2 separate regions of the Homo sapiens genome follow, and region 1 is linked to region 2. A link is a contact called in ENCODE Hi-C or POLR2A ChIA-PET data. All regions are on one chromosome and are shown on one strand. The core of a region is the stretch at or near the end of the contact, and the rest is flanking DNA. Distances in the headings are between cores, read along the strand shown.

Evidence for each region. Hi-C counts contacts between places; a loop is a spot of excess contacts on that map. ChIA-PET counts read pairs that join two places held with the same protein, here RNA polymerase II (POLR2A). Pooled maps may share reads with other maps.
Region 1: a loop to region 2 is called in a map of aorta, with 6 times the contacts of the local background. The contact joins two enhancer-like sites. A Hi-C loop is called at or near these places in 7 of 168 maps with a recorded cell type or tissue (PC-9, aorta, endothelial cell of umbilical vein and 4 more), 2 of 37 single-sample maps with no recorded cell type and 2 of 50 pooled maps. POLR2A ChIA-PET finds 5 or more read pairs at or near these places in 2 of 52 experiments (PC-3 and Panc1).

What each region holds. Positions count from the first base shown.
Region 1 is chr9:77,711,910-77,716,870 of GRCh38, forward strand. It overlaps GNAQ (G protein subunit alpha q), which reads right to left. Exons shown (of 7, transcript NM_002072.5): 7 at 4,188-4,961. Among named protein-coding and RNA genes, the nearest start is that of GNA14, 66 kb to the left of the region's middle. Within about 2 kb of position 2,347, at least 2 of the 41 ENCODE cell types and tissues checked have a DNase peak (open chromatin) inside an H3K27ac peak, as active enhancers do.
Region 2 is chr9:77,660,559-77,665,345 of GRCh38, forward strand. No RefSeq gene overlaps it. Among named protein-coding and RNA genes, the nearest start is that of GNA14, 15 kb to the left of the region's middle. Within about 2 kb of position 3,418, at least 3 of the 41 ENCODE cell types and tissues checked have a DNase peak (open chromatin) inside an H3K27ac peak, as active enhancers do.

The DNA.
Region 1 (4,961 bases), core at 1,097-3,596, 50 kb after region 2:
TTCTCCTACTTTAGCCTCCCTAGTAGCTGGGATTACAGGTGTGAGCCACCACGCCCGGCTAATTTTGTATTTTTAGTAGAGACAAAGTTTCATCATGTTGGCCAGGCTCATCTCGAACTCCTGACCTCAAATGATCCACCTGCCTTGGCCTCCCAAAGTGCTGGGATTACAGGCATGAGTCACCATGCCCGGTCTCTACATGTAACTTCTAAGAAACATAAATTTTTTCATAAGTATATTATTGTATAAATTTGTATTGAATAAGTTGTGTCATATTGTATAGATTATATTAGTACAGGTGTGTGTCTGTGTATCTACATATCTCTCACCACAGAATCTCCCACTGTGGGCCTTTGTGGCAAATTCATGTTATGCTAGGGTTCCAGGTACTAATCTTGAACCTTAACCATCAGCTGCAGCTGGTAGTCCATTCAAGGCAAAGTGTTTACTAGTCTCAGTTATGGCCTGTTGATTATTCCATTGTCTTTGACAATGAAAGCCATCCGTTGATCCTGTCTTAGTTGAGATTTCCCCCAGAGTAGGTCCTGTGTTAGGAGTTTGGGTGCAATGAATTTGAGAAGTGATGTCATAAAGAACCACAAGAGAGTGCACAAGCAAGACCACCAGGAGAGAGAAGCCAATAAAGGGTACATTCGCGAGCAAGTTTCACTGATAACAGCTGGGGCTGAGTCCTGCTCTGGGGGCCCTAGAGAGACCTGTAGGATGAAACTCAGGTTTATCTACTGAGGGCCAACAGCAGAAGCGTGTATCCACGGACTCCTGTCCCCCACTGGTCGTGTCACTCCTGAGGCATCAACTCCTGGTTTTTGGCTGGTGGCCAGGGAATGCTAGAAGGGTGCAGGGGGCTCCTGCCCTGAACTGCCTGCAGCAACCCCCTGGGTGGACTAGTGGGTATGGAACGTGCAGCGAGGCACCTCCAGCAGGTTGAAGAATAATTATAGAAGAACACAGTCCCCAAACTGTCTGTTCTGAGTCTGTAGTTCTGTACAAGCTGTGTGGTATGTGCCTGGTGTTCTGGCAATTCATCATCTGTAGTAGGAAGTGAGCAATCTACACAGAGAAGACTTAACTCAGGAATGGAAACGATAACATCTACAGGAATGTGCATCTAAAGTGTGGCTTTCGTAATGAGACAGACATTTCATCCAGTTTTTGTACCTGGTCTGAGACTCTTCCTGTCTGCTGGAAATACATCCCCTCATTGCCCAGAGACAGAGAAACCCCAGTCTAAGTTCAACTCTCCTAAAACAATTTAAAAAAAAAAAAAGTGCAATAATTAGGTATTCTTTCCTAGATTAAGGCAGAGTTTTGAAAAGAGCGGTGAGAGAACAGTTTTTTAAAAAAGAAAACGTGAGCTGTGGATTTTATGATACTTTTAGTCTCAATCATGTCAATATGAAGAATTACCTTCCATGAGATAAAATGCTTATAACCATAGGGATAAGCAAGCCTCACTGTATAGATGTGCGGATATTTGTACACGTGTATCTGTGTACACAGCGTCAAGATAAAACCATTTTGAGATTTTACATGTGTACCCACGTATGTGTAGAGACTATGTTTTTAAAAATATTAGGATTGATTTTACCCAATTGACATAAACATTTGTGTGGGGTTTTCCTCTTTATTCAGCAATGATTGAGTTGGTTGGAGATGCTGAGACATTAAACACACACACACACACACGCACACGCACACACACGTATTAGTTAAATTTGCTACCCAAACTGATTCCTTTTGAGTTTAAATATTTTGTATTTCCAGCAGAGCCGCCACTTGTCAGAGCCCATCATGGGTATGGGGCCAGTTTGCTTTTTGGTCATTGGGTCTGAGTCACAGGGGAGGGAATGCATATGTTTCTGGTGCAGTAAGCCAGGGTGGTCTTTCCTGCTGACACTCTCCAGGTTTACAGAAAGGCATCACCTAAAGCACCTGAGGATGGCATGCAGGGCACTTTGAGAGCCAGGTGTCAGCATCTCTTCTCAACTCCAAGTTCAGTGACAAAAGCAAGCTGGTCCCTTTTGCTAAGACTGCTCAGATTCCTAGAATATAACCATTGATGCTATAACCCCTGACATGGCACCTGTACTTCAGGCATGACTGGCTGGTGCCCTGACTGGACAGTAGGTTGGCAGGCAGTGCCAGGATTCCTAACAGATATGCCCTCCTAGGTGAGGTCTGCCTCAGGGCAGACACAGTCTTAGCAGCAGCTACGTTAGCGTCCTGGCAGCTGGACACAGTGTGGAATCTCCATTTGCAGACCTTGTCTCTTCCTGGTCCTTTTAAGATGCTTTTAAGACCCAACATAAAAGCACACGGAGCAAACTGGAAACAGATGGAGAGTCCCCAGGGCCCTTTAAGCAGTCTATCTCTGTGGGACAGGCCTAGTCTCCTGAGTTGCAAAAACATCTCTAGGGCTACGAAAGGGCTGAAACCTGGGAGCCCTGCCTTCCAGCTCTCTGTTAGTATGGTTCAGTGTGATTACTCTTAATTAAAGAGGGTAAGTTGCCTTATTTTATCCACAGGCTTATGAGACAGAAAAATATTCTGGCCTTTGCATTCTTGAGGAAAACAGGAAGAGAGAAAAATCAACAGAGATCAAATTCCAATAGTCTTGAGGCATAAGAATTCAAAGGGAAAATAATCTTTTCAGTACTCTCTATGCATCTTAGATTTTAAAGAGACCTACATTTTATAACCAGGGTCTTGTTTTGCAGGAATCTACGGGACTCCCTTAAAACAGACTGGATATAGCTCCTTGTAATAGCTGGATCCATGTTTTAGTCAGCCATGACAATGAAACAAAAAAAAATAACGATAATGCGTAATTTAAAACAAATCAGCCAGAAAGCCACTTCTAACCACTGCCTTTCACTCTCCACCCCTGATCAAATTTCAATAAGAGCTTCAAATATGGAGAAACTCATGAGTATGATAATCATTTGAAATTAGACAAAAAAGCAAGAAACTGGCTAGTTTACCATCTGAAATTGCTCTGCACACATTATGCAGTGTACCTGGTTGTTCCTTAGCATCAAGTTCCACCTTTTTGCTATGGCTTAATTGTCTCTCAAGAGGCAGGACTCAGGGCATCACAACCTGAGAGAAAAATGTGAGAAGGCAGGAAAGATGGGGAGTAAAGCAGAGAAGCTTTCAAGCCAACTGTTTTGTTACCATTTCCAGAAAGACAGGACAGAAGACAATCTGATGGCATAGGCTTGCTCTATGAGCCAAAAGGTCAAGTTAAATATTTGGCCCAATGACTGTTTAGTGAGTTTGTGTTTTTTCCTCTGGGTGGGGGTCTTTGGAATGATGGTACAAATAGATCATGGTCCTAAAGGGGTCAAACTCAGGTTAGAAGGCCAAAGAGAGGGGAGTGCTCCTGTATAGCTTAACACTCCAGTGTCTCTGCAGAACTAGGGTGTGGGAACCATCACTCCAGGCCTGTGCTAGATGACAGTCAGTGCCACGCCATTCCTTGAACAGTTAAGACAGAGAGAGAGAATACCATCTACTGGAAATGGTCTCTAAATCACACAAGGAGAGCTGAAGGCCTTTAAGCAAAAATGACACTCTCATCTCTTAGTATTTAGAGGGGACATATTCTGAAAAACAAAAATCCATAAGCAAGGGCTGGCTGCCAGTTGGAGTAACAGGAACAGGTTTTGCTTTTGCTGTGGCTTAAAGTCCCCACAAAAGTACCTATTTTCCAGAAAGCCACTTGCCACCATCACCTCCACTTAATAAAACTCCCAGGAGCAGCTGATTTTTAGCTGACCTCAAAAGCCTGGATGTGTTTCTAAAACTCAGAGAGGACACCTGTGACATGTCATTTTTCCCATGTGGAGTCTACCTATTCACTGCCAGTGTTGAAATGGGCAAAACTCTTAAGCCAGCCATTGGCCTGAGTCCAGTGTGCTACCCAGTAAACCAGGGCAGATGTGTGGATTCTTTTTACTGATTGGGAGACTGCCTCAGGTTGAAGATTGCTGGCTCCTTTCTTTATTGGATAGGTATTTACTTTTTTTTTTAACCAGTTAATTATAACCTAAATTAAGGCAAGTTTTTTCAAAGAGCAAATTTGATAAATGCTACCAATATGTGTATTTCCACTACAGGAGACTCTTATTTCTGATTATACACAGAAGGGAAAAGGTTTTTTGGTGTTTTTTTTTTTTTGAAACCATTAAACTTGTTTATTTTGGAAAATGCAATATGCACAAGGTGTGTTAAGGAAGGAAAGATGTATTTCAGTACTCCTACTAATACAAAACATTCTGAGAGGGGCTCGGGCAACTTTAATGGAAGCAAAACTCAACAATGAAGAATACTATAGTACAAAATTATGGCCAAAAATACTGTATTTTTAACCAGCAAGATCATTGGGGCATTATTATACAACATTAGGTGTTTTTTGCAAAACTAGTTCCCATCCCCAAACAATAGACAGTACATGCATTTGAATGACATTTTAGGAACAGTAAATATTCTTTTAAATACTGCAAGTTAAAAATGTTTTCTGACAAAACTCCCTAAATACATAGGTCTAGTAAGGGTTTCCAACAGGATGATGGGTGAGGAATCCAGCAAGGAGTTGCATTTAGAGAGTTCTTTGAGGAAAAGAAATCCACCAAAAACGTGTTTCAGTCAAAGTAACCTGGACAAAGTTACGTAGTATTATTCCAGCTTTCTTTCCTGAACTTAAAAATGTTCTACCAACGAATACCTTTCTGTTTTTTCTGTCTACCAAAAGCTTATATAAAAGTCAGAATTTCTTTATCCAAGATCTGATTTTACCCAATAGATGTTTTCATAACATGTAAATGTCATTTGCTATATTGGGTTGGAATCATACGGGGAAATGGAGGACACAGGGTAGATAAGGAAGGCAAGGAGGAAATTAATATTTGAGCACCTACTATGTGCTAGGTGTGTATTCA
Region 2 (4,787 bases), core at 2,168-4,667:
CTTTGTGCTGGGCAAGTAGAGCCATACTCTTTCTCCTGCAGGCAGGGAAGTTTGGCAGTGGGTCTCAAACGCCCCTCAGGGGATATTCGGCAACACCTGGAGACATTTTTGGTTTTTACAACTAGGGAAGAGAGTGCTGCTGGCATTTAAGGAGTAGAGGCCAGGGTTGTTGCTAAACATCCTACAACGCATAGGACAACTCCCCACCGCACACACACACACACACAACCAAGGGTTGTCCAGCCCTAAATGTCGGTAGTGCTGAGGTTGAGGAACCCTGGACTAAGCCAACTTGAGATTCTTAAGAAGAATGTGGAGAGAGGAAAAGCAAGTTTTTTCTTTCTGTTGTTGAGACCAAGGGAACTTCCCCTCCGCTTCTGAAGTTTCACTGAAAAATCAGCTCACAAAAGGCAGATTAATTGGAGAAAAGTCATGTAAATTCATTTGATCATAGTTTTATGTGACATGGGCACCTTTAGAATGAAGACCTCATTCCCTAATGGGGTCCAGAAGCTTATATCCTAGCTTGAGGTTATAGAAAGAATGGGGGCTTGGGTCCTGACAAAACAGATTATGAGAAGGGAGAGAACAGGAATTCCATTGAGGGGCAATAAATGATTATCAGGGAGAACTTAATGGGCTTGAAGAACATATAATGGTCTGGGACAAAGTCTGTTGGGCCCACAGAGTGGACAATGGTTTGTGACAGAAGTCCGTTCAGGTTTGTTGACAGACTTTAGTTTTCCTTCCTGTGAGATGGGTTCAGTTAACGAAAACTCTGGGAAGGGACCAAGGGTAATTGTTTTCTTCTTTGTTCAACCTGGACTTGAAGCAGATAAGGAACTTCAGAGAATCCTATGCTTTGGGAAAACGGTGGGGGACGGGGTGGTGGTCAGAGAGAGCTTGAGGCTCCTTTTTCAGTTGAGCGTGTACAAAGCACCATATTTTGGGGTATCAGTTTCTGAGTCCCAACACTGGGTTGAAGTCAACCTATCACAAAAGGGGAGGCATGGCCTTAAGGTTGCTTATAATGTTGTTTCTATGATGCTGAAGGAATTGAGTTCTGCCTCAAAGCAGCAGGGCAAACAACAGGCTGGGGACAAACAGGCTGAGCAAGGCCCGAAGGCTGCTCCATTTTTGCTCCCTTCCTCCCATCCTCTCTCTCTCGACACTCTCCTCCAAGGTAGTCTCTCCCCCACCCCCAGGCTGTCGTGGGGGCTGAGGCAGATAAACTGAGGTGAAAAGTAGCAGCAGAATTTTCTCATCCCTCTGCCCTCTTCACCCAACCAGAGGCAGAGGCCTCCACTACAAGACACCCACTGCCCTAGTTTTGTTTCCCACTGCAACAGGAAACCAGGAGGCAGCTGTCGAGAATGAGGAGCAAGGCTGAGCGGTTTAAGACAACTCTCCTTGCTCCAAGCCTTTGCTTGAACTGTGTTCTCCTCTAAAACAAGAACTCGGAAATGATGTCTGAGAATCACCTGAAAAGCTGGTCAAAGCACGGATTTCTGAGCTGGACTCCAGAGATTCTGAGTCAGCAGGTCTGCAGCCCGTGGTGACCAACAAATCTCAGTTTACCTAGGATTTTTTCAGTTTTAGCATCAGAAGCCCAGCCCCCCTGGCAAGCACAGATGTTTGGTTACCCTAGGTAGGGCCCAAAGTTTTGCATTTCTAGAAATTCCCAGGTGATGCTGATGCCCTCATCAGCAGATAACACTCTGCCTGTGTGCCTCCCGGTTCAAGTGATTCTCCTGCCTCAGCCTCCCGAGTAGCTGGGATTACAGGCATGCACCACCATGCCCGGCTAACTTGTATTTTTAATAGAGATGGGGTTTCTCCATGTTGGTCAGGTGGTCTCGAACTCCCGACCTCAGGTGATTACCTGCCTCGGCCTCCCAAAGTGCTGGGATTACAGGCGTGAGCCACCGCGCCCAGCCTGTGTCCTCCTTTCTTTAGGATGTCTAGTTTAAAATATAAAATAACCTGGGGCTGCTCATGGTCATCTTTGCAAATACATGGAACAGTTCTACCTGAGTGTGGCACCAGCAAAGATACAAGCAAAGAGAAGCAGAGTGAGGAAGACAGTCATGTCCTGATTTGGTCCCCTGATATGAACCCCATATTCCCAGTTAACTGAGCCAAGAAATTTCCTTGTTTGTTTAAGCCAGTGTAGATTGAGTTTCTGTCACTTGCAATCAAAAGAATCATGGCTTAGGCTAGGCATGTGGCTCACGCTTGTAATCCCAGCATTTTGGGAGGCCAAGGCGGGTGGATCACCTGAGGTCAGGAGTTCGAGACCAGCCTGGCCAACATGGTGAAACCCCGTCTCTATTAAAAATACAAAATTAGCCAGGCATGGTGGTGGGTGCCTGTAATCCCAGGTACTCAGGAGGCTGAGGCAGGAGAATCGCTTGAACACCAGAGGTGGAGGCTGCAGTGAGCCGAGATTGTGCCATTGCACTCTCCAGCCTGAGCAACAGAGGGAGACTCCATCTCAAAAAAAAAAAAAAACATAAAAACCATGGCTAATGAACCTCACCTATGAGAAATGAAGAAGTAAGTGTTAGTGATAGGAAAAATATAATACCTTGAGGTCTAGTTATGATTATTTTACAGTGCCCTGATATTTCAATACCTACTTTATCAACTTCTGCAAGAAAGGATAATGGTAAATGGCCATCAGATTCTTCCTAGTTTGTCACAAGAATAAGCTGAACATGGACCAGGCAGTAGTTACACTTAATATAAATGAGCAAATGGGTCTTTTCAGCAACGTGGGGATCCTGTTTTGGTCTGACATTCTGCCAAATCGTCTTTCCTTCCCAGATGATCTTGATTGTGTCTTCAGTTACTACTTAAGGATCTGTGGTCAAATAGGTTTTTTTTTTTAAAAATGCTTGTATTCATAAACTATTTAGATGCAGCAAACTTACCAAATTTTGTGAGGACATAGAAGAATCTTTATGTTAAAGTTCTCCTGAACCTGTTCTTTTTATAAGCTGTCTCTCTTTGATATGGCATCAGTTGATTATTGAGAGCCAACTTGTCAGAAAAACCTGTACCTGTATCAAGATTATTTAGTTGAATCTGAAAAAAATAGAAGAAATAAGGATCCTGCTAATAAGGTCGAACATTCTAGTGCTTGCTTGGTAAAATTTGGAGAGCAAAGAGATCTTGGTGAATGATTACATAATTAAACTAAAAGATGGCTTTTCAGTGTCAGTGATTTTTGTTTCTGTTTGGATGATTATTTAAAAGAGTGACGTAGTTTCCCTCTGGCCACTGTCTTTATTTTCTTTGGCTTTTTGCTCATTTTGTGTGTAATGCACTGCAATGGGACCCTGAAGTCGCTAAGTGCCTTATGAGGAACTGGCTCCAATGACCTGCTTGCCAGTGCAAACAAGTCTGACAAGTTTAATGACCCCACTGAGCATAAAAGCAGCTGAGCCGGCCAGGCGGGCACAAGCTCTTCTCCGGTGGCATGCAACCAAGTCCAGGATTATTTCTGGTTTCAAATACTGAGTTTGGTTTTAAGGCTGTCTTCCAAACTACCCTGGCAACTGCTGTCTATCAATCATACCTTCTTTCCATCTTTCACAAATGTTTATTAGAATCTGCAGCTGGGGTCAGAGAGATGGGTAGGACTTGAACTCTTTTCTGATGGAACTTCCAGTCCTGTCAGGGAGATGGGTCTATCAATACACTTAAAAGGACACAGCCTAATAGTGCTGTGATGTGCCCCACAGGCTTAGGGATCATGGAGAAGGGGAGCTCTCTGCAATAGAGAGTATTTTCTCTATTAGAGACATTTTATTAATGAGTATGCTCGTGTGTAACACTCTTCCTCGGTAACGGTCATTTCTCAAAATACTTCTAAAAAAATAAAGAAAAAATCAGTTTCTCAGCTCTATGTGCTGTAACTCTATGATGAAGGTTTTCCCTACTTTTTATTTGGAGGTTTTTCAAACATACGGATAATTTGCAATAATGATATAATGAACAGTTGTAAACTCTTTACCTAGATTCACCAGTTGTTAACTTTCCCCCATATCTGCTTTATCTTTTTACTCTCTGAAAATATGAATTCACTAAATGATTTGAAAGTAAGTTGCAAACATCACGGCTCTTCTCCTCTAAATAATTCAACCAACACTGCCTAAAATAAGTGCATTCTCTTATAAACACACGATATTATTATTACACTGAGAAATGTAAAATTCCATAATATAACGTACAATCCATATTCAAATACACCAAGTTGTCTCAAAAATATTTTTTATGGCTGTTTATTATTTTAATCTAGGATATGATCAGGGTTTGTGCACTGGATTTGGTTCTCAGTCTAATCTAGAACAGTCCTCCTGCCTTTTGTTGTTTCTCATGCCATTGATTTTTTTTTTTGACACATTCAGGCCACTTGTACAATATCCCACAGTTTCTATTTATTTGATGGTTTTTCAGTATTTGATTCCAGTTTTTAAATATTTACAAGAATATTAAGGGTTATTTGGGCTCTTTATTTTACCATGTGATTAAAATTTAAAATCACACATTAAGATGTATCAAAGGCCAGGTGCAGTGGCTCATGCCTGTAATCCCAGCACTTTGGAAGGCTGAGGTGGATCACCTGAGGTCAGGAGTTCCAGACCAGCTTGGCCAACATGGTGAAACCCCATCTCTACTAAAAATACAAAAATTAGCCGGGCATGGTGGCACACGCTTGTAATCCTAGCTGCTCGGGAGGCTGAGGCAGGAGAATCGCTTGAACCTGGGAGGTGGAGGTTGCA